2 separate regions of the Homo sapiens genome follow, and region 1 is linked to region 2. A link is a contact called in ENCODE Hi-C or POLR2A ChIA-PET data. All regions are on one chromosome and are shown on one strand. The core of a region is the stretch at or near the end of the contact, and the rest is flanking DNA. Distances in the headings are between cores, read along the strand shown.

The links. A loop is a pair of places that touch in the nucleus more often than their neighbours do. ChIA-PET counts read pairs that join two places held with the same protein, here RNA polymerase II (POLR2A). Pooled maps may share reads with other maps.
Region 1: a map of dorsolateral prefrontal cortex shows a loop between it and region 2 (1.9-fold over the local background). The contact joins two enhancer-like sites. A Hi-C loop is called at or near these places in 3 of 168 maps with a recorded cell type or tissue (Right ventricle myocardium inferior, dorsolateral prefrontal cortex and left ventricle myocardium superior), 1 of 37 single-sample maps with no recorded cell type and 3 of 50 pooled maps. POLR2A ChIA-PET finds 5 or more read pairs at or near these places in 1 of 52 experiments (WTC11).

The regions. Positions count from the first base shown.
Region 1 is chr11:113,241,321-113,245,805 of GRCh38, reverse strand. All of the region lies in intron 14 of NCAM1 (neural cell adhesion molecule 1), which reads right to left. Among named protein-coding and RNA genes, the nearest start is that of NCAM1-AS1, 30 kb to the left of the region's middle. Within about 2 kb of position 2,950, at least 5 of the 41 ENCODE cell types and tissues checked have a DNase peak (open chromatin) inside an H3K27ac peak, as active enhancers do.
Region 2 is chr11:113,197,348-113,201,783 of GRCh38, reverse strand. The region is part of intron 1 of NCAM1 (neural cell adhesion molecule 1); the gene reads right to left. Among named protein-coding and RNA genes, the nearest start is that of NCAM1-AS1, 74 kb to the left of the region's middle. Within about 2 kb of position 2,708, at least 3 of the 41 ENCODE cell types and tissues checked have a DNase peak (open chromatin) inside an H3K27ac peak, as active enhancers do.

The DNA of each region.
Region 1 (4,485 bases), core at 1,701-4,200, 44 kb before region 2:
TAGAAGAACAAAAGATTGTATTAAATTAAGAAGAGTCATTTCATGTTTCCTATGGCATAAGGAGGAGGGGAGTATGGGCTGAATGAGGCTGGGTGGATGCATGCCAGAGATGGTGGCTTTGAGGATCTTATCTCACTTCTTTCTCCACAAACCCATGTTATTCCTGAGACCTCGGTGAGCCTCCCTGAAGTCAAGACCCATATAAAGGAAGAGGCCAGTGCAGACTAGGGAATGGGTTTCCTTCTGATGGTTGAGACAATGGCTGTGTTGACACTAAACAGCAGAAACTGTACCTTTGGCCCAACGTGCTGAGAGTTTGACATTAAGCAAATGTTTGGGCCATTTGTGGTTAAAGTTTTTTGTTTTGAAACGGTCTCGTTTCATCACCCAGGCTGCAGTGCAGTGGCATGAAGATAGCTCACTCCAGCCTTGACCTCCCGGGCTCAAGCAATCTTTCTGCCTCAGCCTCCTGAATGGCTGGGACTGCAGGCGTCTGCTACTATACCCAGCTAATTTTTCTATTTTTTGTAGAGATGGGGGTTTCGCCCTGTTGGCCCCGCTGGGCTCAAGTGATCCTTCCACCTCAGCCTCCCAAAGTGCTGGGATTATAGGCTTGAGCCACGGCACCCAACCTGTTGTGGTTAAAGTTATATCTTTAGAATCGTGGTTGCACTGATAAGTCATAAATTTGAGATTTACAATGAAAAAAAAAAAACACTTTTCTTAAGCATTCCTTTTGGTCCTATGTTGTGACTGAGTGATCTCGACTTGTTAAAAGGTATTTTGGGTTTCTGACCTTAAATTTAAGAGGCCAGGGAAAGTTTTGGCCATTGCCAATTGAGGCTGAGGGAGAAGGGCAAAGAAGGGAGATGAAGACACCTTTCTGTGTAAAGAACACCGCTGGTTAAAAATAACCTGAGAGAAATGCTTTAACCAGGCTACCTCTTCCCTTGCCACCGTGAGCTGACAGAATGTGTGCTTCTTTCTTATTGTCTGGCATTACACAGATTCAGGCACCTTCCTACCAAAGGGGCCTTGCAGGGATTATATACAACTAAGCAATTGCTCCTTTGGTTTTATTTAGAATACCTTTATTCCCTCATAATTATAAATGGGTCCACACACACACACACACACACACACACACACACGCACACACACAGAAGCAAAACTGGGAGATATGTATTTTCAACCCCACTGATGGATTGATGATCGATGGATATTCACATGCTGATAGCTACTCTGCTATTAGTTCCACTGCAATTCACATGTGCCACATTTCATCTTACTAGTGAGAAATATGTTCATGCTAAACTCAGGCTGCTGCCCAATTGTGAGCATCTTTCCTTTATCTCAGTATCCACTGGGACCTACAATTTGGGTCAGTAGTCAAGTGGTTCAAAATAAAATGACTCAAACTTTCTTCCCTTTGGATGTCACAACTAAGCATTTTGTCTGTGGGCAGAAATGTCTGATGTTTAAAAATTAAAGACATGTCAGGGGAGAGACACCTAATTCCTTCTTCAGGCAAAATCTGGAACCAAGATTGTGTTTCACTAACAGAGAAGACCAACCTACAGTGAGCCACCTGAAATATGACACAGTTGTACAAATACATTATGTAGCTTTCTCCTACTGTGCCTGGACACACATTGCACCAGGTTGAAAAAGGACAGGAGTGACACTGTAGAATAAGAAAAGGGGCTGTCAGCTGCATTCCTTTTCCAAATGTAAAAAAAAACCCCTCATAATCTGAATTAAACCCATGCGAGCACAGCCTGTTGTCACCGGCTCTGCTCTGCTGACAAAATGAAACCTCAAAAGCATCAGGAATTAAAATTCATCGCAGCACACACACGGAGGGAACACCAAGAAAGCAGACCCTTAGCTGTGTTCTGCAGTAGAAAAAAAAGAACCATTTCATGCAACACACAGAACCAGGAAACTCTTTTCTTCTCTGTTCAATTATGTATTGGAAAGCTTGGCCCGGGGAGCTGGAGTTATACTTTGCATACCTGCTTTCTGCCTTCTTGTTCTGCTTGATGGGATGTATGCCATTTTTTTTCTGTGCAAGCAGAAATATTATAAAATCTAAAACTCCCACACAGCTTTGATGCTTGAACACTATGAACATGCACGCATACTCATATGGATTCTTCAGGAGATTCAGGTCCTCCACACACATCTTACTTCATTAGAGCATTATGAAGACCAGCTTGGAACATGTTACAGCAGTGATTCTGTGCAATGTTTTCTACGATGAAAAAAGAGGATACAATCTGGCTCTTGACTCTATTGTCAAGAGATAAATTCCAGCACTTTCATCTGGACTCTCAACCCAAGGGGAGCCTGGATTAGGCTTTTTCTGCCCATCATTTTTCTAGCACTGAGGCGGGAGCCTGAAAGGAGACAGCAGGAAGGAGCTCTCTCCTTCCCCTGTGCTCTGCGTACGCGGAGACAAAGCCGGGCATGCTGTCAGGAAGCAGCGGCTCCTTCCTTCTCGGCATCACCCTCTCCCTTTCCTCAAGCAGCCATTTTCTCCTATTCCTTCCCTCGCTCTCAGTCTTTTTGCTACTGCTAAATTAACACGCGCATGAGCGTGTGTATTTCAGAAGGAGGGACAGCAAAGCGAAAGCCGGGAAGGAGATGCTGTTCTTTTGTGTCCTCAGGGTTTGCCTAATCCTTGGCTATTTTTAACTAGAGAGTCGATTTGGAAAAGCCTCCTCATGCACGGAGTATTCTTCCAATAATCAACCCCGTTCTTTTGCTGATGCTTGGTTTGCTCTCTTGGCCAAGCAGACGGCATGCTTAGGAAACCACACCAGGCTAGGAGCCTTCATGCATTCACAACTGTTGCTTTTAATAAAAGGGAAAACAACAGGCAGCGCTGTAATCTAGAAGTCGGCTCTACAACAAGCGATCAGAGGTCTGGCCGAGAGCAACTCAGCCCTGTACTCACTAGCTGGTTCTGTGGTTGCAAGGGCAGGAAGAGGCCAAGTTGCTATGGAAACACGACAGACAGAAAAGGCAAAGAAAGGTGAAGGAGAGAATGGAGATAAATTAAACTCATAGCTATATATGTATACATACATGGGTGAGTATATATTATACATATGTAGGCATCATTATAAAGATGGTGAAGGAGGTATTCTCTCTCTTCTCTATCAATATTAATATACATATTATTTATTATTTTGAGATGGAGTCTTGCTCTGTCACTCAGGCTAGAGTGCAATGGTGCGATCTTGTCTCATTACAACCTCCATCTCCTGGGTTCAAACAATTCTCCTGCCTCAGCCTCCCAAGTAACTGGGATTACAGGCACATGCCACCACGCCTGGCTAATTTTTGTATTTTTAGTAGAGACAAGGTTGCCCAGACCGGTCTTGAACTCCTGGCCTCAAGCAATCCACCCGCCTGGCCCTCTCAAAGTGCTGGGATTACAGGCCTGAGCCACCATGCTGGGCCTTAATATACATATTTAAAAGACTCTTAATATACATATTTAAAAGAGATGATCAGAGATTTTGCTGACAAATGACTTTCATGCAGCAAGAGATAACATAACTCTCATTTATTCTTACTATTAATTCCAGCTGCTAAATGCTGAGCAGTATGTTTTGTGTTCTTCACATTTAATCTTTAATTTTCACAAACACTGAAAAGGTAAGTGGAATCCATCCTTCACCTTAGAGGTAAGAAATCTGAGACTTGGGGAGGCTTAGCGACTTATCCTAGGTTATGGAGCTTCAGGCGGAAGAAGCGGAGCTGTGATTTGAACCCAGGTCTGTCTACTTCCAAAGCCTGAACTCCGTCTGCTACAGGACAGTGCCTGGAAAAGCACTGCATGGGATGGTGGGCATGCTTCTGAGTCAACAGATGGTGACAGAGGGCTTCTGAGCTTGAGGCTTGAGTCACCTCCTGAGTCTGAGTCCAAACCACAGGGGCTTCTGATATATCAAGGAGAATAAAGCCAGCCAGGCGGCACCACCCTGCCTGCCCATTTGCTGCTGTCTGCCACTCTGGGCAGATGCTGGCATTACATCCTGTGTCTTACTGAGCTGTGGTCTTACTTTGCTATTCCTCCCTGGAAAGCTAGGTTCAAAACTCCAAACAGTGGCAGGCCTGGAGCCCCTTCTACTCCTGCACATTCAGGCACACAAAAGGACAGGATAGCAACATTAATTAGATCAGAAATGAGCAAGGCTTAGCCAGGATGATGAAATCTGAGAGCGACCAGCTGACATTACTGCTGGCTTGGTGGTAATGATCCCATGTGGGTAAAGCAGAGCATGATAAACATGAAAATGTTTGTGATTTTCTTTAGGGTGGCGGGACGTGGGTGACTACTCATCCTATTTTACAGAGGAGATAAACAAGGCTCACTTGTGAAGGGTTAAACGATTTGCCTAAGCGCCTACTGCCAGGCACATCTGCCAGACACTGCCAGACACTGTTTATTTTCCCACAAATATTTACAAGAAA
Region 2 (4,436 bases), core at 1,459-3,958:
CCATAACAGGAGCCAACATCACATATCACCACCCCAATTAGTCAGACACCCTTTGGAAATTCTGTAGCCCGTGCCCTGTGGAATTCCCTGGGTCCCTTGGCTACTTTCCCTGAATATTTATTTGAACATCCATATGCTCTGTCATTCCACTGCACCGATAAGACAAAATACACTGCGCCAGATCTCACAGATCCCTGTGTTCATCTGCTCCTCGTTTATCTGCTGGGAGCAGACAACCATTCCTCATGAAAATAGAGTTTCGAGGTGGAAAAATGCTTTATTCCTTTGAATTCAACTTCTTTCTGCCTTTCCTTCTCTTAAGTAAACCCCAAATCTAAAGGCAAACAGGTATTTGGTTCAGTGCATGGGGCTTCTTCTGGCCAACAGGAGGGACAGGCTTGAACAAAACAGCCTGGGGAATGGAGATTCAGTGAGCCCTTCCTTCCAACAGCCATTTTCTTTTCACAGTAGAATGGAGGTGATGCTCGTTGCCATGGTGACCGGCTCGCAGGCAGAGCTGCTGCAGGTCTTGGTCTATGCTTATTTGATGGAGAGACTACAGTTGTCCTCAGCCGACTGCAGGGATTAGAGGGCCTGCTTGGGGCTGGGAAGGGGGTGCGGCCTTCCTAACCATGCCAGCAACAGACAAGGCAGGTCACGGAGAAAGCCAGCAGAGGCTTCAGAGAGAAAGAGGTGATGTGGTGGAGACAGGGATGGAAAAGGGAAGGAGGAGGGCATAAGGGGAGAAATGGGGCCCTGGGCAGAGGCAGGGGGAAGATGCTGACGCTGTCATCTGTGAAAATCAGAGGGGAAAACCCAGACTTCCAAAAACTGGTTTGGAAGAAATAGAGTAATCTAGGGCAGCTAGTTTCTCCCCTGCTCAGACCACCACTGCCGGCTCCCTGAGGCTCAGGACTGAATTCTTGCCTGAGAGCAATAAAAAGTCTTCCCCTGCCTCTCCTGAATGTGGTCGCAGCACACAGAGCTGTGCTGGAATACTATGCCGCGGGGTCACTGCCCGCAGTGCAAGTGTGATTATCTGTGGGTGCTTTCTCCTGTCATTCTCCTCAGGATGGAGTTCAGGTGCCACTTGATTCTACACTGTGAGAGCCCAAAGGGGTCTCAGACATCACCACATCCTGCCTCCTCATTTTCCAGATGAGGAAAAGGTGGAGTGACTTTCCTATGGTCACTTCTAGTTAGGGCTAGCGTGGCCCCAGAGCCCAGGCCTCCTGGCTCCGGGTAGGTGATCTTTCCATGATGCAATGCTGCCCCTGCACAGAGGGCAAAACGTTTCCATTCACTAGAACACACCATCTGGGAACCCCAAGTAACAACCCTTGGATTCACTATCCCTTAACAGAACACAGAGAGCCCATGAATTGATAAGGGCCCATCGTATCTTGGGGAGCATGGAGCCTTACAAAGAGAGCTGCAGGCCAGTGCTATCCATGCTAAGGCCAGCCAGGACCTTCCCTGTCACTTCCCGTGGCTCTCATTCTCTGGGAACTACAGGCTTATGAAGCCCAGAAGCTGTGTCTATGCCACGGTCACCTAAGTCCTGATCTTTTCTGGAGTTCACTGGAGCATTCCTTAAAGAATGAGAAGCTGAGTCCCCCCAAGAAAGTTTGCTGGACCATATGCTGAGTATTAGCAGCCAGCTTCAACATATGGATCCTGTTACCCTCGTTCAGCCCTTACTGCTTTGAGAAGGATATTCTTATCCCAAGTGAAAAAACAGCCTTCATTTGTTCAGCTCTTTTCAAACAGAACACAACTCTCAAGGGGCAGGAGAACACGGCAAGGCTGAGGAGTTTTCATATCCAAATGCGGCCAGGATCTATCTCTGGGCCATGGAGAGAAAAGGGAAACAAGGCTTTCAAAGGAATTCCCTGCTTAACAGGATCCCACGCACACATTTATCATCACAGAAGTTTTTTTTTTTTTTTTTTTTAAGGGTGTTTCTTTTACTTTATTTGCAAAATATTCTTTTTTTTATTATTATACTTTAAGTTTTAGGGTACATGTGCACAATGTGCAGGTTAGTTACATATGTATAAATGTGCCATGCTGGTGTGCTACACCCATTAACTCGTCATTTAGCATTAGGTATATCTCCTAATGCTATCCCTCCCCCGTCCCCCCACCCCACAACAGTCCCCAGAGCGTGATGTTCCCCTTCCCATCACAGAAGTTTTTAAAGGAAGAGTTATCCATTTAGACGCCTGGCCTTTTGCACAGATGGAAAAGCTAGTGATTCCTCCCTCAAAACACCAGAGACAAAGCTGGCCCAGAGGAACCCCAGGTTCTCTGGAAATCAATGCTTGGATGTTTTCCACTGCAGCACAATGGCTGATTATTCTTCCCCAAACACGAAGCACTGAAATACTAGGTTTAATGATAGTAAGTGGAAATCCTGCTTTGATCTCAAAACTCCTTCCCTCCATTGCTTGCTGCCTGGTCCTTTCCTACTCTGTTACTATTTTCATTGTTCCCAATACAAATTCCTACCTCAACTTTCACCTTTTTTTCAGTTGCATATGTAAGTGGAATTTCGTCACTGGGCATAACTCCCACCTTAAAAGGCACTTATGTAAACATTTCTCACAGACGAAGTATCCCATCTCTTGCTTTCCATAAACACTCCTTGCGTAAATACTGCATCATCTTAGCTGGATTCAAAGACACGTGCTTATGAACCTAGGTATTGGGCTGGGCAGGACCCAGGGGCAGGGACAAGAGGCGCTTCCAACAGTGCTTCCCACGCCTCCAAGAAGCACTCATCCCCCAAGCCCTCTTTTGTGGACAGTTCACACTTTCCAGTTTACAAAACACACTTCATTATTTCATCAAACAGTTCTGAGTGATAAAAAGGCCAATATTATTGTCTCCACTGTATGAACGTGGAAATTGGGGCTCAGAGAAATAAAATAACTTGCTCAGGGTCCCTTAGTTAATGAGCACTAAAACCAAGATTAAAAATCATCTACTTCTAAGGCTTGAACTCTTCCCCTAAACCCCTCAACTACTATAACCTTCTGTCCATCTCCAAATAGGTTTATTATAACCTATTAGTTACCATTTACACTCTTTCCAAATCATAGGCTAGAAAGAGCACAGTCTTTGTACAAAGATCTAACATCAGCCGGGCGCAGTGGCTCACGCCTGTAATCCTAGCACTTTGGGAGGCTGAAGCAGGCGGATCACAAGGTCAGGAGACCCGTCTCTACTAAAAGTACAAAAAATTAGCTGGATGTGGTGGCACACACCTGTAGTCCCAGCTACTCGGGAGACTGAGGCAGGAGAATTGCTTGAACCCGGGAGGTGGAGGTTGCAGTGAGCCGAGATCATGCCACTGCACTCCAGCCTGGGCGACAGAGCAAGACTCCATCTCAAAAAAAAAAAAAAAATTCTAATATCAAGTTGCTGCCATCATTTCTCTCCTGGTTAACTATAACTGGCCTCTTTGCTCATAGATAATCACAGCATTATAGCCTCTATTTTACATATGGGTAAGGGACGCTCAGAGCCATAAGTGATGATAATGATAGGGTCAAGATTCAAGACTGGGTTGCAGTTCCAAGTCCAGCCATTTCTCCCACACTATTCTATCCCTTGTTCACAGACAGAAAAAAAGTTCTGTCTTTTGAGAACCAAACAATCTCCCTCTCCCCACCTCAGTTGAGTAAAATAGCCCCATGGGAGACTGATAGATTTTGAAATGTGTTTTCTGTTTAAATGTCTTTTTTTTTAAACTGATGATATGTTCTGAAAGGAATGCCAACTCTTTTAGCAAATGGCTTCAGGTGTAGATAGATGTTTTGTAACTCCCAACTCCCTAGCAGAAGTAGGCTATAAAGTCTTAGCTGCTGAAGAAAAGTGAATTAAAATTTCAGTTCCTAAAAGATGCTCAGGTGCTTATCAGAAGAGGTGGGCAAAGCAACAGAGAATAATTTGTTCTGATTTCAAAAAAGAGTTCACATGAATCAGCAACTTCTTGCAGTAGTTTTATTTTATCGGTTTTCTTTTCAGATTCCAATGGGCTTGAGGAGGGAGGAGCTGACAGCAGACAGGGAACCAAAGTCTCTCCCGTGGCTAATTGAAAATACTTCCTTGTCAAGATGTTATAAAGTCACTGGAGGCTGAGGAAGACATTACAGATGTTCAGGGCCCAAGGCCAATGTAGACACACCCAAGCAAGATGCTCTGATCACCAATTTAAAGGACGGGTGAAACAAACAGGATAAATATCATCAGTGACTATGATGAGATAAGGGAGTTTTCTATAATCTATTTAATAATGACCATGGACTTTTGAAAAAGGCATTAAATTACAGCTATATGTTTGTCTTGTTGGCTATCATTCTAGAAATGAGCCTTAAGTATTGCTAAACATAACCACTGTAATGGAGAATTGTTTTTGTATTTTTCAAAGT